Regions from separate parts of the Homo sapiens genome. Here region 2 is linked to region 1. Evidence: read pairs that join two places in POLR2A ChIA-PET (ENCODE). Cell type or tissue: PC-9. All regions are shown on one strand. Links, peaks and the distances in the headings refer to the core of each region. The heading gives the core; the rest is flanking DNA.

Evidence for each region. Peaks named below come from ENCODE experiments on the same cell type or tissue, not always from the same donor. Only the 100,000 strongest peaks of a DNase experiment are listed, where the experiment ranks them.
Region 2: POLR2A ChIA-PET joins it to region 1 with 17 read pairs; 3 of 35 experiments call an interaction of 5 or more read pairs at or near these places.

What each region holds. Positions count from the first base shown.
Region 1 is chr11:69,550,447-69,562,233 of GRCh38, reverse strand. No RefSeq gene overlaps it. Among named protein-coding and RNA genes, the nearest start is that of LINC01488, 75 kb to the right of the region's middle. RefSeq lists cis regulatory regions at 1,609, 5,360, 6,418, 9,884 and enhancers at 1,537-1,681, 5,288-5,432, 6,346-6,490, 9,812-9,956. In PC-9, for the core only: no CTCF peak of the experiment used is centred there; no DNase peak of the experiment used is centred there.
Region 2 is chr11:69,472,825-69,484,611 of GRCh38, reverse strand. It overlaps LINC02747 (long intergenic non-protein coding RNA 2747), which reads left to right and starts at 4,655. Exons shown (of 2, transcript NR_184307.2): 1 at 4,655-4,916; 2 at 6,999-9,008. LINC01488 (long intergenic non-protein coding RNA 1488) reads right to left here and starts at 2,949. Exons shown (of 4, transcript NR_185875.1): 1 at 2,829-2,949. RefSeq lists enhancers at 3,149-4,115, 6,977-7,661, 7,662-8,346, 8,347-9,031, 9,032-9,717. In PC-9, for the core only: no CTCF peak of the experiment used is centred there; no DNase peak of the experiment used is centred there.

The DNA of each region.
Region 1 (11,787 bases), core at 4,204-9,203:
AAGTTTAGAAATGATAAAACTTGGAGGGGAAGGCAGGTTGAAAGCTGAGCTAGGCAGAAAACGAGGCCTCTTACACCAGTTAGCCAAGTTGTGAATGCAAAGGAGAAGTTCTTGAAGGAAATTAAAAGTGCTTCTGCAGTGGACACATGAATGATAAGAAAGTGGACCAGCCTTATTGCTGATCTGGAGAATGTTTGAGTGTTCTGGATAGATCAAACCAGGCACAACATTCCCTTAAGCCAAAGCCTAACCCAAGGCAAGACCCTAACTCTCTTCAATTCTTCTTTTTTTAAATTTAATTTATTTTAATTTATTATCATTATTTTTTGAGATAGAGTCTGGCTCTGTTACCCAGGCTGGAGTAACAGTGGCAACACAGTGGCTTGATCTTGACTCACTGCAACCTCTGCCTCCCAGACTCAAGTGATCCTCCCACCTCAGCCTCCCAGGAGTGGTGGCAGCCTTGTGCCACCACACTTGGCTAATTTTTGTGTTTTTTGTAGAGATGATGTTTCACCATGTTGCCCATGCTGGTCTTGAACTCCTGAGTTCAAGCAATCCACCCACCTTGGCCTCCCAAAGTGCTGGGATTACAGGCGCGAGCCACCACACCCAGCTTTCAATTCTATGAAGGCTGAGAGATGTGAGGAAGCTGCAGAAAAAAAGAAGGAAACTAGCGGAGGTTGTACATGAGGTTAAGGAAAGAAGCCATTTCCATAAAATAGAAGTGCAAGGTGAAGCAGCAAGTGCTGACGGAGAAGCTGCAGCAAGTTATCCAGATGATCTAGCTGAGACCATTGATGAAGGTGGCTACACTAAAGATCAGGTTTTCAATGTAGACAAAACAGCTTTCTAGTAGAAGATGGCATCGAGGACTTTCACAGCTAGAGAAGGAGAAGTCAAAGCTTCAAAGGACAGGCTTACACTCTTGTTAGAGGCTAATGCAGCTGATGACTTTAAATTGAATCCTACACTCACTTGCCATTCTAAAAATTCTAGGACCCGTAACAATTATGCTAAATCTACTCTGCCTATGCTCTATAAATGGAATAACAAAGCCTGGATGACAGCATATCTGTTTACAACATGGTTTGCTGAATATTTTAAGGCTACTGTTGAGAACTTACTGCTCAGAAAAAATATTCCATTCAAAATATTACTGTTCATTGACAATGCACCTGGTCATTGAATCATGTGCTCTGGTAGAGACGTGCAAGGAGATAATGTTGACATTAATGTAATCATACCGGAAAGCATAACATCCATCCTGTAGCCCACAGATAAAGGAGTCATTTCAACTTTCAAATCTTATTATTTAAGAAACATCTAATGTGTCTCACAGGACTATTGCTGCCTTAGATAGCGATTCCTCTGATGGATCTGGGCAAAGTAAATTAAAAACCTTCTGGAAAGGATTCATCATTCCAGATGCCATTAAGAACACTCATGATTCATGAGAGAAGGTGAAAACATCAATACTAGCAGGAGTTTAGAAGTTTGATTCCAACCCTCATTGTTGACTTTGAGGATTTCAAGGCTTCAGTGGAGGAAGTCACTGCAGATGTGGTGGATATAGTGAGAATTAGAATTAGAGGTGGAGCCTGAAGAAGGGACTGGGTTCCTGCAATCTTATGAGAAAATTTGAATGAGTGAGGAGTTGCTTCTTGTGGGTGAGCAGAGAAAGTGATTTATCGAGATGGAATTTACTCCTAGTGAAAAGTCTATGCCCACTGTTGAAATGACAACACAGGATTTAGAATATTCCATAAATTGAGTGGATAAATTGAGTGGATAAAATTGGAGCAGACTCCAATTTTGAAAGAATTTCCACTGTGGCTAAAATGCTGTCTAACAGCATTGCATTCTACAGAAAAATCTTTCCTGAAAGGAAGAGTCAATCATCAAGGTAGCCAACTTCATTGTTATCTTATTTTTACAAATTGCCACAGCCACCCCAGCCTTCAGCAACCACCACCCTGATCAGCCAGCAGCCATCAACATCGAGGCAAGACCTTCCACCAGCAAAAAGATGACAACCCGCTGAGCGTTCAGGTGATTGTTAGCACTTTTTGGCAATATTTTAAAATTAAGATATACATTTTTTAGGCCAGGCATGGTGGCTCATGCCTGTAATCCTAGCACTTTGGGAGGCTAAGGTAGGCAAATCACTTGAGCTCAGGAGTTCGATACCAGCCTGGGCAACATGGTGAAACCCCATCTCTACAAAAAATACAAAACTTAGCTGGGTGTGGTGGCACACACCTGTAATCCCAGCTACTAGGGAGGCCGAGGCAGGAGAATTGCTTGAACTTGGGAGGCAGAGGCTGCAGTGAGCAGAGATCACGACACTGCACTCCAGCCTGGGCAACAGAGCATGACATGTCTCAAAAAATAAATAAAGAAAGAAAAGTTAGACACAAAAGACCACATATTGTACAATCCTATTTCTCTGAAATGTCCAGACCAGGCCAATCTATGGAGACGGAGAGTAGATTGGTGGCCTCCAGGCTGGGGGTAGGGTGTGTGATTGCTAATGAATGGATGTTTCTGGAGAGGGTGATAAAATGGTTTGGGACTAGACAGTAATTTTTCACTTTAAAATGGTAAATTTTATGTCATATGTGATTATCATCTGAATAAAAGAGAGAAAAAACGCAGAGCAAGAGCATTTGAAGAGAAAACAGGAAAACGCAGGATCTCTTTATGGGTGCATGGCCTCTTTTTGCCCATTTTAGGGGAGTGTGGGGCAGGACCTCTGAGAACAGCATATGAGTCGCTGGGAGAGCCTTATTGAGCAGGAACTTCCTTTGTGGGAACCCAGGGCTATCTGTCTGGCCCATCTCAGCTGCAGATTCCAAGGCCCCTTCAGCCCCAGGGCTCTTTCTCCAGTGAAGGGTCCTCGCCTTGGACCCAGGAATGACAAAGAGCCGGGGCTCTGAGGCTGCTATGTGTGCCTCTATCTTCCCTTTATGTGTTGGCTTGGCCCTCCTAAAAAGCCTGTGACCACTTCCTGACCAGGTGAACCCTTTTTGACCAGACACAGCTACTTAAAATAAGCCTTTAGGTACACGGATGGAGGTCTGCTGGCCGAGGCTGGCATTTGCACACTTCATTGCAGCACTGGAGAACTGAGTCTTCTTTTACTCAATTTTTCATAGAAATAGGCACATTCCCCATCCCTTCCCCTCGCCCCCACAACCCCTGACGCTCAGCATCCAGGGCTGATCTGAGAGGGACCCGGGAGGCAGAGAAACCCCAGAGCCGTCATTTCCCAGATGTGGCATTATGTGTGAGCCTAGGTTTGTGTTCTTTTAACGGCACCACATAAAGTCGCTTTAGGAAAGTCTTTATTCTTATCATGTAACCGGTAGATCAAAAAGCATCCTCATACTTACAGGATGTGATGTGACAGATAACCGACAGATGTGGTGGTGGGAGAGGCTGTGGGAGCGGAAGGAAAATCAGAGAAAGAAAAGAGAGCGCTTTGTTGGGTTCGGGGTGTTGTTTCACCCACGTGAAACAACAAGAAAAGGCCCACGTGGCCTTAGCTTCTTTCTAGTTTGAGAATGGGTTGTTATTTCTAAGACATAGGCAAGGAGCAGAATGTGGGAGGAAAAAGTCAGAGATTTCCACTGAACCTACGAGACCAAACAAGAAAGCGCTCGATGACAGTGGTGAAAGCAGTGTTTGGGGTGCCTCTATCCACCAGATGCAGCTGGTTCATATGGGGCCCTTTCCTGGACCCCACAGGAGACAGGTGGCCAAAGGATCTCAGACTAACGCATCCAAGCGTGCCTGGTTTGTCCTTAAGGAGGCCTAGGGAATGAGTTACACTGGCACAGAGTGAATGAACAAGCTAAGACCGCTGCCCAGTTAGACTCGTAAGCTTACTTTACATGGTGTAGATACTAAGAATAGCCAACATTTATCAAAACATCTTCTTTCTGCCGAACGCTCTCCTGGGAGTTTTCCATGTAGTAGCTGATTTAATCAGCTCAGCAGCCCTCTGGGATGGGGGCTTGCATTAGGGACATTTCACAGACGGGAAACTGAGGCAGAGAGGGGTGAGGGGACTTGCCCAAGGTTATGGTGGGAAAGCAGTGGTGCTGTGATACATGTAAAAATCAATGAGAAAAATTATATTATGCTGCAAGTCCCAAACCGCACCCAAAATAATCACCGAATAATGATACAGATTGGGCGTGGTGGCTGACGCCTATAATCCCAGAACTTTGGGAGGCCGCGGCAGGTGGATCACTTGAGGTCAGGAGTTCTAGACCAGCCTGGCCAACATGGAGAAACCCCATTTCTACTAAAAATACAAAAATTAGCCAGGTGTGGTGGCATGCGCCTGTAATCCCAGCTATTCGGGAGGCTGAGGCAGGAGAACAGCTTGAGCCCAGGAGGCAGAGGTTGCACTGAGCCAAGATCGTGCCACTGAACGCCAGCCTGGGTGACAGAACAAGAGTCTATCTCATAAAAAGCAAAACAAAACAAAAAATGATACTAGCAATAACTGCCAAATGCATTTAGCCTTTGCTGTACCCAGGCACTGGGCACCCTGCCTTTCTCACTGAGTTTACTTAGTGCAGACAGGCTTTAAGTAAGGTGGGAAACTAAACCCCCCATATAGAGGAGGGAATGGAGGCCTCAGAGCAGACGGACCTGGAATGGAGTCTTGCCTCCTATGTTTGTGGCCCTGTTTCCCGGGAATTGGAAATGGTGCTGTAAAGTGCCTGGTATGGGGAGGTGAACCTGCAGGCCGGTATTGTTGTGACTTCGCTCTCCCTCTTGGTAGCAGCCACCGTCAGTGTGTTCAGAAGCATCCAGCTGCCATGTTTTGGGTACAGTTCCCATGTCTTCTCCAAATCCCATGTTGGAATTAGACCCCCAAGCTTGGAGGAGGGTCCTGGTGGGAGTTGTTTGGGTCATGGAGGCGAATCCTTCATGAATGACTTGGTGCGTTCTCCTGGTAATGAGTGAGTTCTCACTATTAGTTTGTGTGAGAACTGATGGTTGAAGATCTGGGCCCTCTGCTCTCTCTTCCTTCCTCTCTCGCCAGCTTCCCATTGCCTTCTGCCAAGGTGAGTGGAAGCTTCCTGAGGCCTCACCAGAAGCAGATGCCAGCACCATGATTCCTGTACAGCCTGCAGAACCATGAGCCAAATGAACCTCTTTTCTTAGCAATTACCCAGCCTCAAGTATTCCTTTATAGCAATACAACTGAACAAAGACCCCAGGCCAAAGGCGGAGGGGATTTCGAGGCTCTAGGGTCCAAGAAGTGGGCAGGCCTAGCCCCCTCTAGGCACAGGCTTGGATCTTTTTAAATTTTGAATAAGACTGGAAATGATTTCTCTCTCTTTTTTTTTTTTTTTTTTTGAGATAGAGTCTTGTTCTGTCGCCCAGGCTGGAGCGCAGTGATCTCAGCTCGCTGCAACTTCCGCCTCCTGGGTTCAAGAAATTCTCTTGTCTCAGCCTCCTGAGTAGCTGGAATTACAGGCATGCACCACCATGCCCAGCTATTTTTTGTACTTTTAGTACAGACTGGTTTTGCCATGTGGGCCAGGCTGGTCTCGAACTCCTGACCTCAGGTGATCCACCCGCCTCAGCCTCCGAAAGTGCTGGGATTCCAGGTGTGAGCCACCATTCCCGGCCCTGATTTCTGTTTGCAATGTTGTGCAACCACTCCTCCACAGCAGTGAAACAGGTGACATTACAACCCCACTTTCAGGAAGTGGAAACTGAGGCTCAGAGAGACTGAGTGCTGTATCCCAGGTGGCTGGGCTAGTGAGGAGCAGAGCTGGGGTGTTTGGGTTTGTGCTCAGGGGAGTGTCCTCTAGGGCCCTTCTGGGCTGCTGAGGGAGCAGAGCCGGCTGCACAGGCGAGCCCAGCGTGCCTAGACGGGCCTGCACCTGCTGCAATGCCCTGCGATCACCATCTTGAAATTCTTACTAGGGTTTGAACAAGGGATCTTGCATTTTCATTTTGCACTAGCCCAGCAAATGATGTAAGAACAGGGGAAGGAACTGAGAGACAGCCACCTGGGGACCAGGGCCCTCATCCTGGTTCTCTGTGTGGCCTTAATCAGCTGTCTACCACTCCCTCTTGCCTTGGTCTCCCCGTCTGCAAGATGAAGGAACAGGGCTAGATTGGGATTCCCTCATGTATATTTCATGGAACACTGATACCTCATGGTTCACTGAGACAAAGTCCCTCCAAAAAGTGAGTTTGTGAAACGGTGCAAATTTTTCTCTTGGAAAAATCCAGGGCAGTTTTGCATATTCAGGGATCTGTGTAGACTTGAAACAACAACAACAAAAAGCCTTCTTTAAAAAAAATGGCATTAGTATTTTCCAAATATATTAGATCACAAAAGCCTTCAGCAAAGTGGGATATCGGCCGGGCGCAGTGGCTCACACCTGTAATCCCAGCACTTTGGGAGGCCGAGGAGGGCGGATCGCTTGAGGTCAGGAGTTCCAGGCCAGCCTGGCCAACATGGTGAAACCCTGTCTCTACTAAAATACAAAAATTAGCTGAGCGTGGTGGCGGGCGCCTGTAATCCCAGTTACTCCGGAGGCTGAGACAGGAGAATTGCTTGAACCTGGGAGGCGGAGGTTGTGGTGAACCGAGATCGCGCCACTGCACTCCAGCCTGAGCAACAGAGCGAGACTCTGTCTCAAAAAAAAAAAAAAAAAAAAAGTGGGCTATCTACAAAATATCCCCAGAGAAATGCTAGACTAACACACTTTTGAACTCTTTTCCAGTATTCAGGGCAAACCTTCTGCCTTCCTTTTACTATCCCCTGGATTGACCGTGTCATGCAGGAAATTCAGAGACAGACCCCGCAGGCATGTATGGAACGAGCACAGAACAACTGGCAGCCCTGAAGGAGGATCTGGGGACAGGGAAGGGGCTCGAACGGTCCTCTGCTCCCATTTTTCAGCCCTTCCTCGGACCCAGAACAGCAGACCAGAATCACCTTTCACCCATGGAAAGGGGCTGGCACTCCAGGGATCTGTCCTGCTTGCTTTGGGCGGTCACTAGATCCCTCTGCCACATTTAGGGTCACTCCTCAGAGCACATGACCCCTCTGGAATCCTGAAGCTGCCCAGGGTAGGGCGGCACTGAGGCGGAAGCAGTGTGACCCTCCTGGGTCGGCTGGGCCTTTGACAGCTGATGTTTCACGGGATACTCATTCCTGCATGGCTCAGCTGCCTGAGGGCTGCCCCACCACTTCCCTGAGCTAATGTTGCCAGTGTGAAATTCCAGATTTGACCCTGAACTTCCTAGCTGGGTTTTAAAAAGGTTTGTTTGTAAGATGCACGGAGCATTGTTGGCCATCTTTTCATGGGCTCTTTGGCCATTTGTATAGCTCCTTTGGAGAAATGTCTGTTCAATTCCTCTGCCAATTTCAAAATTAGGTTGTCTTTTTTTTTTTTTTTTTTTTTTTTTTTTGAGAGACGGAGTCTTGCTCTTTCGCCCAGGGCGGACTGCAGTGGTGCTATCTCTGCTCACTGCAACCTCCACCTCCCGGGTTCACGCCATTCTCCTGCCCCAGCCTCCCAAGTAGCTGGGACTACAGGCGCCCACCACCACACCCAGCTAATTTTTTGTATTTTTAGTAGAGACAGGGTTTCACCGTGTTAGCCAGGATGGTCTCGATCTCCTGACCTCTTGATCCGCCCACCTCGGCCTCCCAAAGTGCTGGGATTACAGGCGTGGGCCACCGCACCCGGCTAGGTTGTCCTTTTTATTGCATCTTCTCGGGGGTCATCACCGTTGTTGAGCCTCATGAGACACACACAAAGTCTCCCTTCGCAGCATGTATGTTTATCCTGTGGTGCAGTGGTGGGCTCTGGCCAGGCAGGAGCCGGGGGAATGAGGGGCCTGCACAAATCTTGCTTTCCCAGGTGGGAGTGGGGCTGGCAACAGCTGGGGGCATGGTGGGGAAAGGAGTCAGGGGCCAGTGGATGGACACTCAAGCGGGGCAATGTGGCCCCTGGCTCCAACACGGCCTGGTCATCTTCTTATGATTCCCATACATTCATTCATAGTGTTGGCACAAAGGGGCTGTCCTCACTCCTCTGGCTCCTGCAGTGAGGTGGTAGCAACACAGCAGTGCATAGAGGTTGCGCCCCTGGGAGGGCCCTGGGCAGGGAAACGGGAGCCTGGGCTCTAGGTCCCGCTCCTCCACTTGCAGTCCCATCACATTGGGCTCCTCATCTAGAACTGCGGGATGACCCTCACTTTCCTGCTTCCCGACTATGGAGAGGCACAGGTGAGAACACCCGTGACAGCATGGGGCCAACCTCAGCTACTGCTGTGTGCGTGTGTGGAGGAACGTGGCTGCTGTGTTCCGGCCCCAGCACAGGCACCCCCACTCCACATCCATAACCAGGCCCCACGGCTTAATCACCCTGCCACATGCACCCTTTTTGGCCAAGACAGGACTTCACAGCAGGGGACCATCTGAAACAGGGAGGCCTCAAAGTAAGACCCAGGGGGTGGACCCTGGGAGGGCAGGGCCTGGTGGTGGGGAGGGGCCTGGTGGCAGAGCCCCAGCAAGTTTCTCCAGAGCTTTGACAGAGGAAGAGGTGTCTGGGGAAGGTCTACCTGGGGCTGGGCCTGGCCAAGGGCTGGAGCCAGGTAGCGGAAAGACTGACTTCACCTTCACCTACTTGGACTTAAGCAGAGGGTCTGGACCTGGCATACAGAGGACTAGCCCAAGGTCAAGGCCGGAGACATGGCTGGGACCTGGCTGGCCTCTTCCTGACATTGGAAGCCATGGCCCAGGGCATGTCAGACTTAAGGGTAGCCACGACGTAGGACATGAGGGAGGGACCTTGGGGATTTCTAGGGCCAGCACCCTCAGACTTTCTAGCAAAACTCTGGCCTTTGCTCCCTCCCAATGCTTCTGATTCCTATACATTCATTCAGTCATTCAACAAACATCTGTGGACAGGAATGCTGGGGACACAGCTCTGAACAAGAAAAACTCAGCCCTGGCCTTGGGCGCTTGCCTTCTAGGGTGAGACAACGATAAGTAAGCAACCACGACACAGGAAGAGACTTGTCGGGGAGTGGAAGTGCTCCCAGGAGCATCAACTTCGCCTGTGGGCTGGGAAAGTGTGCACTGTCCCAGACAGACAGACCAGGATCTGGTGATGTTCCCAGGAGCCAGGCACGAAGGTGAAGCATCCCCAGCTCCCAGACACATGTACCTTGACAGGAAGCAAATCCTAGGCCTGAAACACCCGATACCCCAAATCCTAGGCCTGAAACACCCGATACCCCAAATCCTAGGCCTGAAATCCCTGATGCCCCAAATCCTAGGTCTGAAACCCCTGATACCCCGAATCCTAGGCCTGAAATCCCTGATGCCCCAAATCCTAGGCCTGAAACACCCGATACCCCAAATCCTAGGTCTGAAATCCCCGATACCCCAAATCCTAGGCCTGAAATCCCCAATGCCCCAAATCCTAGGCCTGAAATCCCTGATGCCCCAAATCCTAGGCCTGAAACACCCGATACCCCAAATCCTAGGCCTGAAACCCCCGATACCCCAAATCCTAGGCCTGAAATCCCCGATGCCCCAAATCCTAGGCCTGAAATCCCCGATGCCCCAAATCCTAGGCCTGAAATCCCCGATGCCCCAAATCCTAGGCCTGAAATCCCCGATGCCCTAAATCCTAGGCCTGAAACCCACGATGCCCCAAATCCTAGGCCTGACACACCCCATACCCCAAATCCTAGGCCTGAAACCCCTGATGCCGCAGTCCTAACTCCGGGAAGCAAATAAAGACTTCCTGCCAGAGGACTTAGAAAGTGGGAGCGTTTACTGATGCTCTTTCTGCTCATTGGTCATTATTGTGCTTCTCAACAGTATCAAACAGTGAAACTTAAGAGTTTGAGCGGCCTTGCCTCCTGGATCTTGTCTTTGCCTTTAGAATTGTAATTATAGGATGTGTGTGATTTTTTTCCCACTTAACATGTCGTGAATATTTTCCATGTCTATGTAATCCTTTAAAAGCTATTTACAATGATTACATAATGTTTGGGACGTGTCATGATTTGCTTTCCATTTTACCTCCTGTTAGATGCCAAGGTCATAGGGTGGAGTCTCAGACCCACCCCAGCCTGGTTTATCATTTCATTGCCCTCAGCAGGAGCCACGCCGAAGTGTCAGATGTACCTCACCTGCCTCTTCCTCCTGAAGGATCTTAGGCTTTCAGCACAGGAGGGGGGTTAGGGATCTTCTGTTCCCATCCTTTTATTTTCTCAGCTGAGAAAACTCAAGACCTTGTCCAAGATCACAGGGCAAGTGAGTGATAATCCCTCTATGGTGAAAATGATGGAACTGCACTGAAATACATCAAAGAGTGGAAGGATTTCTTTTTGTACTGGAACTGTGCTGAATCTGTATACAATTTGGGGGAGAACCATACCTCTAAGATACTGAGTCTTTTATCAAAAAAATGCTCATCCGGGCGTGGTGGCTCATGCCTATAATCCCAGCACTTTGGGAAGCTGAGACGGGGGGATCATGAGGTCAAGAGATTGAGATCATCCTGGCCAACATGGTGAAATCCCATCTCTACTAAAAACACAAAAATTAGCCAGGCGTGGTGGTGCACTCCTGTAATCCCAATTACTCAGGAGGCTGAGCCAGGAGAATCACTTGAACCCAGGAGGCGGAGGTTGCAGTGAGCCAAGATTGTGCCTCTGCACTCCAGCTTGGCAACAAAGTGAGACTCCGTCAAAAAAAAAAAAAGCGCCATTTGGATACATCTTTGTTAGATTTATTCCCAGTTTATTTACATATATGTATGCATCATATACCTGTGTTTGTTGATGTTGCTGTTGTAAGTGGCATCTTTTTAAGACTTGTGTTTGCTAGTTGTTGCTGCTTTATAGAAATGCAATTGAGGTTTATATGCTGGTTTTGTACCCACCCACTTTATTTAAATGTCTTATTGATAATTTTCCATAGGTTCTTTTCAGGTTTCTATGTAGACAGTATTTTCATTTGTAACTAAGAAGAGTTTTCTGTGTCTTTCTTCCTTTATATTTTCTTTTCATGTCTTACTGCACAGGTTAGCAACTCCAGTTTGGTGTTATACAGAAGAGTCTGGGACGTGGTCTTAGCAGGAATGCTTTTAATTTTTCTCCAAGCATGATGGTTATTGCAGGTATTTTTGGGAGAGGCTCTTTTGTGGTCTTAACAGGAATGCTTTTAGCTTTTCTCCAAGCATGATGGTTATTGTAGGTATTTTTGGGAGAGACTCTTTATCAGATGAAGGAAATTCCCTTCTATTCCTATTTTGCTAAAATTTTCAAACCATGATTGGATATGGACATTTATTGAATGCTTTCTTTTTCATTTACTAAGATATAATTTGCTTTTTTAATCTGTTATTGTGGTAAATTACATTAATTAGATTTTTATATCTAATTAATAGATTTAAATCTAATTAACATATTTGTATAAATCAGGCTTGTATTCCTGGGATAAACCTGACTTGTATGTGATTTATTACTCATCATTTAGAACTCTACATTTCCTTATAAGTATTGTGTGTGTTGCATCTGATAATTTGTGATATGGAATCTTTTTAAAAAATCACTCCATTTGGCTGGATTATGCCTGTAACCCCAGCACTTTGGGAGGCTGAGGTGGGTGGGTTGCCTGAGGCCAGGAGTTCAAGACCAGCCTGGCCAACATGATGAAACCCCGTCTCTACTAAAAATACAAAAATTAGCCAGGCGTGGTGGCACTCGCCTGTAATC
Region 2 (11,787 bases), core at 2,952-7,951, 76 kb after region 1:
TCTAGTGCCTGAAACATTCCCGTTTCACACTAGAGGTCCTTAAAAGCTGTGCCTTTGTGAGGTGTCCTTTGTGAAAACACCTCTGTAAGTGTCCTTGGGAGGCAGGGGAGTCACCTGAAGTTGTGACATCTCAGGGCTCCCTTGGGACATCATTCAACAAGGATGTGCAGAAGGCAACACCCTTCTGGAGGTGGACAAGAAGCAGGTGCATGGGGCTCTGGGCCCACAGCAGGGGTGCAGGCCCAGTGGCCATTAGAAGACCCTCCTGCCAGGTTCTGTGTGTACTCATGCCGGGACTGTCCCTCCCTTCTCCCACAGAGCCTCTGTGTCCTCTCACCGGGCAGCGCTGACTCTCCTTCTCCCATGACCTCCTGTCTGGAGGCCATGCCCTGGCCTGTCTGTTTCTTGGCTGAGTGTTCTGAGGTCGCTCTCTATCTCGAAGCTGCAGAACGCAGGTTCTAAGGAGTGAGGGGGCACCCCAAGAGCACCCTCCCTTCCCTGGAGCTGACACAGGGCTCACAGCAGGTACCTAGGGCCCTAGTTCCCCTTTACTTCGCAGCTGGGAACCTGAGGCCTGGAGAGCGGGAGCTGCCCGTGTGAGGTCGTGGAGTGAGTCGGGCATCACCCAGAGCCCCAGCCCGCCTGCCCCTGCGGGGCCCTTGGCTCGGCTGCCTTAGACAAAGGCTCTTCTTTGAAGCGCCTGAGACAGAGCCCCTGGTTTCCGGCCCCAGCCCACCGGGAGGCACCCGCCTCGGCAGCTGTCTTCATTTGCTGCCCGCCAGCCGGGCCGGCCCGGGCCTTGGTTTATTGTCAGCTTCCTTGCCAGAAATATGCTCCAACAAATGCTGTAAACAAAAGGGACAATTGCAGACCATCACGCCTGCATTTCTCTCTCATATGCATAAAATGGGGTGCGGCTGGGGCTGCCTGGCCAGCAGCCTCTGCTAAGCAAAAGCCCCCTCTGGACGTGGGCCTGACCACAGCAGCCTCTTCCCCTCCTCTGAGCCCACAGCCCTCTGAGCCCGGGTCACAGACAAGTCCCGACGCTGTTCTACCTTCAGCCTACCCATGGAGATGGTTTCTTCATTTATTTAGCAAACACTGACCTAGTGCTTGCTAGGGGTCAGCACTGTTCCAATATCCCATGAATGTCCCTCATTTTATCCTCATAAAAACCTATGAGGTAGGGCATATCATGATCCTACTTTATAGAGAAGGAACCTGAAGTCCAGAGAGGTTAAATAAGAGGCCCAAAGACACACAGCTGATAAGTGGAGGAAGTGGAATTCCACCCCAGGCTCCACCTGTAGGCTCCAGAGTGTAAGTCCTGACCAGAGAGAAGTTTGGGAAGAGGGGTCCATGGGGCAGAGGACTCGGAGTCCTGATGAAAGAAAGAAGGGGACTCCAGACCGTGGAAAAGCAGATGGCTGCCCTCCCTTGCACAGACCTGCTCTGGGTAGCATTGCTGGGACTCTGGGAAGTCATGAGTACCCACACTCTCTCCTTCCACGGACCTCAGAAGTATCTGTGATAGCTTAACTGTTATGGGCTGAATCACATCCCCCCACAATTCGTATGTTGAAGTCTTAACTCCCAGGACCCCGGAATGTAACATTATTTGGATACAGGATCTTTACAGATGTAATCAAATTAAAAGGAGGTCACCAGGGTGGGTCCTCATTCAATATGACTGGCATCCTCATAAGATTAGGATACGGACCCACATAGAGGAACAACCCTGTGAAAATGTGAGGAGAAGATGCTGTCTACGAGCCAAGGAAAGAGACTGCAGAAGAACCAGCCCTGCCACACCTTGATCTCAGACGTCTAGCCTCCAGGACGGTGAAAGAAGAAACATCTGTTTGTAAGCAGTCCAGTCTGCAGAACTTTCTGGTATGACAAACTATATAAATCAATCAATGTAACTTTCTTCTCTCTCTTCCTTTCTTCCATCCATTCATCCATCCATCTATCCATCCATCCATCCATTTACCCATCCATCCACTCATCCATTCATCCACCTACTCATCCATCCACCTACTCATCCATCCACCTACTCATCCATCCACTCATCATCCATCCATTCATCCATCCGTCCATCCACTCATCCATTCATGCACTCATCCATCTATCCATGCATGCATCCATCCATCCATTCATCCATCCACTCGTCCATCCATCCACTCATCCATCCATCCATTCATCCATCCATCTACTTGATATTGTTTGGTTGTGTCCCCACTCACATCTCACCTTAAATTGTAATAATCCCCATGTGTCCAGGGCAGGGCCAGATGGAGATAATTGAATCATGGGGGCGGTTTACCCCATACTGTTCTCATGGTAGTGAATGAGTCTCATGAGATCTGATGGTTTTATAAATGGGAGTTCCCCTGCACATGCTCTCTTGCCTGCCTCCATGTAAGATGTGCCTTTGCTTCTCTTTTGCCTTCTGCCATGATTGTGAGGCCTCCCCAGCCATGTGGAACTGTGAGTCCATTAAACCTCTTTCCTTCATAAATTATGCAGTCTCAGGTATGTCTTTGTTAGCAGCATGAGAATAGACTAATACACCACTCACTCATCCATCCATCCATCCATCCATCTGTCCGTCCATCCACTCATCCATCCATCCACCCATTCAATCATCCATCCATCCATCTACTCATCTATCCATCCATCCACTCATCCAACCATCCACTCATCCATCCATCCACCCATTCAATCATCCACCCGTCCATCTACTCATCCATCCATCCATCCATCCATTCACCCACCTCCCTCCCTATTTAAAGGGCTTACGATCTCAAAGCTGTTAGAGACCTTACTTGCTGGATGGAGCCTGGTCTAGCCCTTCCTCTGTAGGGATCTCCTGCAGGTGTCCTCAGGGCAGGTGTCCTCTCTGTGAGCCACTCTGTTTGCAGATGCTCAGGCTGCCCTCTGCCCCACAGAGCTCTTCCCTCTTGCCTTGGGGTGTTCGTTGGGCTTGGCTCCTCCCCATGGGATGGCACTTGTCACAGGGAAGGAGCTCCAGTGTCTATGGCTGCCCCCAGCCTCCGCATTCCCAGAGGGCTGCATGGGCCTCTATGTGAGGACCTGATTCAGGGAAGGTCTTTTGCCACAGTGAGCTGCATCAGCCTGGACTGTCAGAGAAGCCCTGTTGGAGTGACTGCTGGGTTCGAGGGGGTGAGTGGGAGGTCTGGCTCCTTTTGCCTGGGAGACCTGAAGTTGGCTGGACTCTGGACCTTTCAGGGCCCCTGCCACTTGCCCAGAGTGTATCTGAGGTCCCAGGGTGTGGCCTGAGAGATTCTGGTGGGGACCCCTGAACTGAGTGAGGGCAGCCATCACAAGCCCCATTCTAATGGTGGCAGAGTATGGACTCTGATGTGTGGACCGCTAGATCGGCTGAGTGGCACAGCCTCCTGGTGCCTCCTCATGTGTCAAGTGGGGATCTAGTAACACTGGCTGCCCCAGTGGCTGCTCTGACGGAAGGAGGGAAGCTGGTCCTGGGCTTGTAGCTGTGCTTGGTGTAAACATGCTGTCTGCAGCATTGCCAGCACAGCCCCACCTCAGCCCCATGCCCAGCACACTGTAGGTGCCTGGCACCTGTTACACAGTTGCTAGCGGGCTGTGCACTCAGGCCTGGCTCTGTCCCTGGGCTAGGTGGTGCTGGGGTGATCCAAGGGTTCCTTGGGAATCCTGAGGATTCCAGGGAACCTTGGGAATCGAAGAGGCCTGTGCTACCTCACACTGTCCTCCTCACACGGCGTTGTCTGCAGGCCCTTGGCAACTCCTGACCTCTCCGAAACTCTTCCACATGATGAGGTCAGCAGGGACCCTGCCGGCATTCCATCCAAGCTACTGATCCCGCCCAGTGCCGGCTCAGTGCCAGAGTCCTCACTGTGGTGACCTGAACACTTTGTTTCACGATTCATAGCAGGGAAGAGGAGTTGAGTCCGGATGATGATGTCTGCAGACATTTCCTAACTGTTTCACAGAGAAGAGGGTTGAGGAGTGCAGACTCTGCCTCAGCTCCATCCTGAGGGTGGGACTATCAGGTGAAGGGAAGCTCTCAGAGGACTTCTCAATTTCCCAAGACTCAGAGAAGAGGATACAAAGGGTCTGAGAGCCCTCCAGCCCTGTCTGAGCAATTTTTTTTCCAGCATGCCAAGGGGACGACAACATTGACTCTGGTCAGGGTTCTGGGTGCCCGTGACGTCTGCAGCCGCACACCCAGGGGCCCCCAGCTCCTCTCCACGCCAGCACAGACTCCTGGGAACTCTCCCTGGGAAGCTGACGGGGTCCTGGGATGTGCTCAGGGTCAGGCCTGCAGAAGGGCCCTAGCCAGTGTTGGGAACCGGCTGCTGGCTCCGGCCTGGGCTCACTGTGTGGCCCAGGCTCGCCATGTCACCCTGCCTTCCCCTGGGAGAGAGGAGGCCAAGGCAGCCAGGGAACGCCTCTTTGTCTTGGTGCCCAGGGCTGTCAGATAAAGCCGTTGAGCCAGCCGCAACTGGGGCATCCAGACTGCTTTTCCAGCCACGCCAGGCCTCGCCCCACTGTCCCGTTTGCCCAAAGGGGGCTGATGAGTTTAGTAATGTTTACTGAGCACCCGCCCGCCTTGTGGAGCTGACAGCCAGGGAGACGAGTCGGCTGCAGACTTTGCCCTCACAGGCAAGACAGCCACACCTTGAACTCTGACTCAAGGAAGAGAGTGGGCAGCTCACCAGAGAGGCCAGAGGAGGCGGCAGGAAGGTGGGGTCTCTCCAGCCAGGGGCTTCCTGAAAGAGCTGCCTTCTGAGCAGGCCCCCCAGGCTAGGAAGATGTGCACCTGCCGAGCTGGGCAGGAGAGGGTGGCCCAGTGGAGGACCCAGCATGGGCAGAGGTTTGGAGGTGGCAGGTCCTGAGGGAAGCGGAAGGTGAGTGTGCGTTCTGGGGAAGATAAGGCTGCGTGCAGAGGCCGAGAGTGCAAGCCAAGAGGCTGGAGGCTGTGACCCTCAGGCTCCAGGCAGCCAGGCAAGGAGGAGAGGAGAAGATGCCACACTAGAGAAGCTGGCCCACTCCACCCCTTTGTCTTCTCCTCACCTGCAGCACCCTTCTCTCATCCCAAATGTGCACAACAGGGCGTTTTTCTGCTCATGAGAATAATACCTGTTGATTGCAAAAGCAATCAGAAAACAGAGAAGAGTTAGGGCACCGCAGGCAACCTCAGCAGAGACCATCAGAGCTCACATGCTGACACTGAGATGTGGTTCCTTCTGGTCTTTTTTATGTTCTTCCACATATATACCACCCACTTGTTTTTTCTTTTCTCTCTCTCTCCTCTCTCTCTCTCTCTTTTTTTTTTTTTTTTTTTTTTTGAGACAGAGTCTCACTTTGTCACCCAGGCTGGAGGGCAGTGGCGCGATCTTGGCTCACTGCAACCTCCGCCTCCTGGGTTCAAGGGATTCTCCTGCCTCAGCCTCCCGAGTAGCTGGGATTGCAGGTGCCCGCCATTATGCCCGTCAATTTTTTGTATTTTTAGTAGAGACAGGGTTTCATCACATTGGCCAGGCTAGTCTCGAACTCCTGACCTCAAGTTATACACCGGCTTCAGCCTCCCAAAGTGCTGGGATTACAGGCGTGAGCCACCGCACCTGGCCCACACTTGTTTTTTCTAAGTCACATCAGAGTGTTGTTTTGTAACTTTATATTTTCATGTAAAAACTTATTATGATATCTTGCCATCTGATTGCTGGTTTCTTTTTTTGAGACAGAGTCTCGCTCTGTCACCCAGGCTAGAGTGCAGTGGCACAATCTCGGCTCGCTGCAGCCTCCAACTCCTGGGTTCAAGTGATTCTCCTGCCTCGACTCCTGGGTTTAAGCCATTCTCCTGCCTCAACCTGCTGAGTAGCTGGAATTACAGGTGCTCACCACCACACCAGGCTAATTTTTGTGTTTTTTGGTAGAAACATGTTGACCAGGTTGGTCTTAAACTCCTGACCCCAGGGTGATCCTCCCCACCTCAGCCTCCCAAAGTGCTGGGATTACAGGCATGAGCCACCTCGCCCAGCCTAATTGCTATTTTTTAGGAACATATTCCTTTGTGAAATATTAAAACACATCCATCTGGGGAGAGAAGACGCCAGCCCAGCCCTGAGCAGAGGTGTGAGTGAGGAAAGACAGGAGCAGGCGGTCAGGGTGCAGGAGGCAGGTCCCCAGGGACTTGCAGAGGCTTGGGCTCAGCACAGGGGTGGAGGCGGGGGTGCAAGTCCTCCCCAGGGGTGGGGACTCCGATCCCTCTCGGTACCTGTGCAGGGAGTCAGCAGGACGGAGGACCAAGCAGCAACTTTCCAGCCTCCACTCCGTTGTTGGGCTGTTCCCTACTCCTGTCTTACTGCCCCACACGGCTTACCCTCGTCCTCTGGGAGCCTCCATTTTTCTGATCATTCTATCCACTAAGGGGTCCCCCAGCAATATCCTGCCTCACCCCCGGTCTGTTTTCTATGGAGCAGCGGCATGACCTGCAGCCATTTTGTTATTCATTTGTTAGCAGCCCCTCTCGGACCCACGGAGAAAGAACTTGCACCCATTTTGTCCAGGGCAGTGCCTGGCACGAAGCAGACAGGTGCTTGTCAGACAGGTATTGAATGAACTGTTCCTCGCCCCATCCCCACCACAGGGGCCACGGGCTCAGAAGGGCCCTGCACATGGTTGGATGCTCTGATCGTCCTGGAAGGAGGGTCTTGCATTTTCATCTTGCATTTTCGTCTTGCACAGGGCTCCACGAATCTCGTAGCTGCCCTGCTGTTCCCACATCCTGCCCCTTAAAAAGTCCTGGGCAGGAACCCTCCTATCCCAGGCTGTGGCAGCTTGGGGCTCATTCTTTTCCTGAGCCCAGTTTCGCCCTGCAGGGTGCAGGGTGCTGGCTATGAGTCCTTCTGCCCCACCGCACCTCAGCCAGGTGAGGACAGGGTGAGGGTCTTCATCCCTTCAACCTTGACCTCTGCTCCTCCCCACAGGCAGCCAGGTTGTGACAGCCTGTGAGGACCTCTTGGCTCCCGGAGCCTTCTCTCTCCTGGAATAGAGATGACACCGTGCTGCCATTGAACTCAACCCGAAAAAATGATCTGTTGCAAAGCTCACAGGAAATAATGGAGCAATGTTACACGATAAACTGTAAAGTGTGGTGAGCATGTGAACAAGCGTCCAGGACCCAGCGAAGCCCCAGGCTACTGGGCTAGGCGTCAGATGAGAAGAGGCAGAGGGCAACCTCCTGTAGGATCTGAGGCCTTCATGTGCTCAGCCCATGGCTGTCGTCACGGTGACGTGTGCATGCGATGTATCTGGGCCATCCTTGTTCTTGAACGCGGGCAGTGAGTCCCACGGTGATGTGGCATGTCACGAGCTGAAGGAGGGGCACCTGCATTCAGGCTTGCGAACCAGCGAGACAGCCTTTGGACCTTTCGGAGCCTCACTTTCCCACACTAAGAATTGGAGTGGAATTCCCAAGGTGCTGGAGGTTGAAAGGCATTGAGAATCTAAAACGCTTTGCAGACAGCAAGACCCTCTGTGTAAGTTAAGAATGCTCACTCAGTCCCAGCAGGTACTCAGAGGGATCCTTTTATTTCTCCAGAACATTCTGCAGGTGAGCTGGGGAAGCCCACTGGCCCTGGCCTCACCCCCGAGCCCGAGCCTTCAGCCTGGGAATGGTCTGGCCTCTTCCTTGCTGGCTCTCCAGCCTGGCCTCGCAGGACCCTGGGCGGGACCCCAGGAACCCTCACCCGCTATGTGCTTCCCCAAGAAGCGCTCCCTGTGGCCTAATTTGAGAAAACAATGGGCCTCAATCCATATTAATGACCCTAGAGGGACCCTTTGTCCTCGGTGCACAGGCTGTAATCAGCGGGGCTCCGGGGGCTCTGGCCTAATTTGGAGGGACAGGTTTTATCATCACCCTTGATTCGGGTGACCCAATCTGACAGGCCCACGACCCCCTGTATGCGGGGTCCACGTCAGAGATGGGCTTCCTCCCAGCGGCCCACCCCAGCGGGCTGGGGAGAGGGAAGGGGGAGGTGGTGGCCATGGGGGAAGTTCGGGGTGAAGAAGGGGTCACAGCCAGACCCCCACTTGGATGGGCCTGTGATCGGGTTCTCGGGAGGAGCAGGATATTGATTAGATCAGTGAATGGTGTGGAGGCAGCTCTCCCCAGGCACGTGCTCCCGACCACCCACCAGCAAGCGTCTGTTGCCTGCCGGTGCCAGGGCTGGGTGGGGACTCTGGGACAGGCCGGCTGCCTAGGAGGGGCCAGGCAGGAGCCAAGGGGCTGGCTCCAGGGACTGCCAGGAGGGCCCCAGGGAAGGGGAGCCGGGAAGCGTTTTGGCTGCCTCCGGCGTGAAGTCGTGGAAACGTGTTTGCAGGTTAGGGCCGTGGCATCCTCGTTGCACCATTTGAGCGCCTATGGGGTGCCAGATACATGACAAAGGGCCACCTCATTTAATGCTTCCCTCAACCTTCCCAGGCCCCGATCCCCATGTTCTGGGTCAGGAGGCCCATTCGAGGTCAAGGGGTGGGCGAAGGCTGACGAGACAAACCCAGGGACTAGCTCCTGAGTCCCAAAACCTGTCCTCACCCACCCAGGGGTCCCCTGCACGCTCTCCAGGGTGTGCGGTGCGTGGCTGCTGGGTTTGGGTGCATTAGAGCCTGAGGCAAGGGCTTGAGTCTGAATTCTCGCTACGGACCAAATGTGTGCGTCCTCCCTAAATACATATGTTGAAGCCTTAACTCCCAATGTGATGGCATTAGGAGAGGGGACCTGTGGAATGTAGTTGAGTCCTGAGGGTGCGGCCCCGTGATGAAATTAGTGGCCTGATAAGAAGAGGCCCAGAGAACCGGCTCTGTCTCTGCTCTCTGTCGCACGAGGACCCCACAAGAAGACGGCCACCTGCAAACAGCCATTGAATCTGCCAGTGACTTGGTCGTGGAGTTCCAGCCTCCAGAACTGTGAGAAATAAATGTTTGCGATTTAAACCGCACAGTCTGTGGTGTTGTGTTGGCAGTCTGAACTGACGGAGACAGCATCTGATTTGGGAAGCGACCCCGGGAAGCAATGGGAGGGGATGAGGCTGGTTCCAGGGGGCTCGGCTGGGCTCAGGCTCTGGGTCTGCACAAGGCCTCTCTGCTTCCTGGGGTCGGCAGCTGCTGGGCACCTGCTCTCAGCATTGGCTCTGTGCAGGGACAATTCAAACCTCTGTTCCCACCACTGCTGCCCATGGCCCGTTGGCTGGAGCCCAGCCTCTGTGGGGCAGGAGGTGCGCATGTCCAGGTGAGGAACAGCAAAGTCACGCAGCAGAGGGCATGGATCTGGGAGTGGGGAAGGCCTGGGAACCGTGGCACCATCAATCACGCCATCCTCCAGGTTTCCTCACTTGCTTTTGGGACAACCCTGAACTCCTCAAGGAGGCAAGGAAGGCCTCCTTGACCTACCCCTCCCTGGCCACCTCTGGCTGTGCCAACCCGACACGCAGGTTCAGGCTTCTGTCTCCTCCAGAACTGCTACTCTGCTGTGCCCATCCTGCCAAGTCCTGTGTGTGATTTTTGCCCGGGTTCCCTCATCTGTGAAGCCTTCCCGGACCCCACTGTTGGGGCAGAACACCCCTCGTGTGCCCCGAACACCCCTTGGGCCTTCCGCAGAGCTCCTGCGTAGCTTTCCCTCCACCCCCACCTCTGAGGCTTCTTTGTGCTCACCTCACCTGCCGGGTCATGAGCTTTGGGGCTCAGCAAATTCTGCTGGGCCCTGGAGGCAGCAAAGTAAGCAAATTAAATAATAATAAATCATAAACAAGATCACTTAAATAAGGGAATTTACCCTAACATCCCCAAGACCCAGCAAAGCCTCTGGCCCACGGTTGGAGCCCCCTACCCTCCAAAAATCGCGGCATAAACACAGATGAAGGAGATGGGTAGACAATTCCTATTCTGGAGTTTTTGGATCCAGAGGAGAGGCAATCTTTACAAATATGGTCAACCTGTGTCAGCCAAACAGCCTCGAGCCCTGGCCTACTTCCCAGCCCTGTGCTCATCTGGAGGGGGAGACCAGAGTGGGTGAAACATGGTTCCCACCCTAGAGACATTGTTGGAGATGAGACTGTGTTACTGCCAGACAAGGGTGTTATTGATTTGATTTAGTTCATTTCCACTGAACTCAGTTAATTCAATTCAGTGCAACCCAGTCTCATCCAGTCCAACTGAGCAAAGGTTTTCCAAGTACCTCTGAGGGTGGCACGCTAGCCTGGGTCCTGTCTGCACTGTGAGATGTAGAGGAAGTGCCTCCTTGTCTGCCTTCCTGGCCCTTCCAATCCAGTGGGGCCAGAGTCCACAGGACACAGGAAATTGTCAGAGGTGGGCCAGTGAGGTAGCCAGGGACGTGGGCTCAGGTCTGGACACCATGTTTTCCTGGGAAAGTTTTTGCATTCCCATGGGCTTACCTGACTAGAGCAGGGAAGAGGCCATGTGGTCCTTGTCTGTCTCCTAGCCTGTCTCTGCCATTCGACTGGAAGCTATGGGAAGGCTGGCTCCCTGCCCTGCTTTCTGGGTCTCCTCTGCACAAATCTCAGGGAATGAGTGAATGATGCTGTGAAGTGGGGCTTTCCACTCCCTTTTGCAGAGCTCTTTCTGCTACACTTTGCTGTCTCCACACTACAGGCTGGCATGGTCAGAACAGGCTTCAGGGCAGGGGGTACTTGAGCTGAGCTTCTAGGGTAGGGAAAGAATTGATACTGAAGAAAAGAGAGAAAGACAGCAACTGTGTGAACAGTGGCTTTTTTAGCCGCCTGGCACTGTAGATGCAATTAATTTCTGCATTACAAACTATCCCAAAACACAGGGCTTAAAACAATGTCTGAATCTTTAGCTTGGCAGATAAGGCTGGGCTCAGCTTGGTGGTTTTCTGCTTTGGGCTGGGCTCACTGGTGTGTCCAGCATCAGCAGCAAGTCAGGTAGGCAGCATCACTGATATTGCCTGGGTTCTCTCTTATCTCTGGGCTTTGGCTGGAACATCTGGACCAGCTTGGCTTGGCCCCACAAATTTGTCATTCTCTTGCAGGCTGCCAGGGCTGTGTGGAGGTGTGAGACCACAGGGCAGCACGCAAGGTCCCTGGAGGCCTGGGCTAGAATCAGCACTCTGCCACTTCCACCATATTCTGTTGGTCAAAGTGAGTCATACAGCAAGTCCAGGTTCAGGGTGGGGAGACATAACCCCATTCTCCACGGGAGACACTGTAGAGTCTCTTTGCAAACGGCATGGCTGGGTAGGGTGTTTGTTCTCAGTCCGCTCCCTCAATTCTTCCATGAGAAGGTACCAGCTTGGGGCGAGCTCCTACCTGCCACAGTGTCTCTGCCCTCTCACCTTGCATCTCCAGCTGGCACACAGCCTCAGAGCCCATCTTGCCAGTTTGTCTATACTCAGGCTTATGGGGGCAGGCATGAAGGCCTGTGAGAATATTGGGTCCTGGTGCCCAGGCAGAGGCTCCACACTGGCCAAGAGGCCCTGAGGTGGCGTCTTGATTTCCCCAGGAAAAGGATGCCGGAGCAGCACAGGCCCTTGGAGACAGGCTCTTCTTGGGTCCCTCCAGGGCCCAGCTATCTGGAAGACTGGCCTTGTTCTTCCTCTGGGCACAGTGAGTGACAGCCGCAGAGGTCTGGGGACCACATGCAACTCTGTGGTCCAGGCTTGCTCCTGGTCAGCTCTGCTCTGGTCCAGCTGCTGAAGACCAGCTGGAGGGGAGACTGGGGCCTGCCTTTCACAGCCTGCTG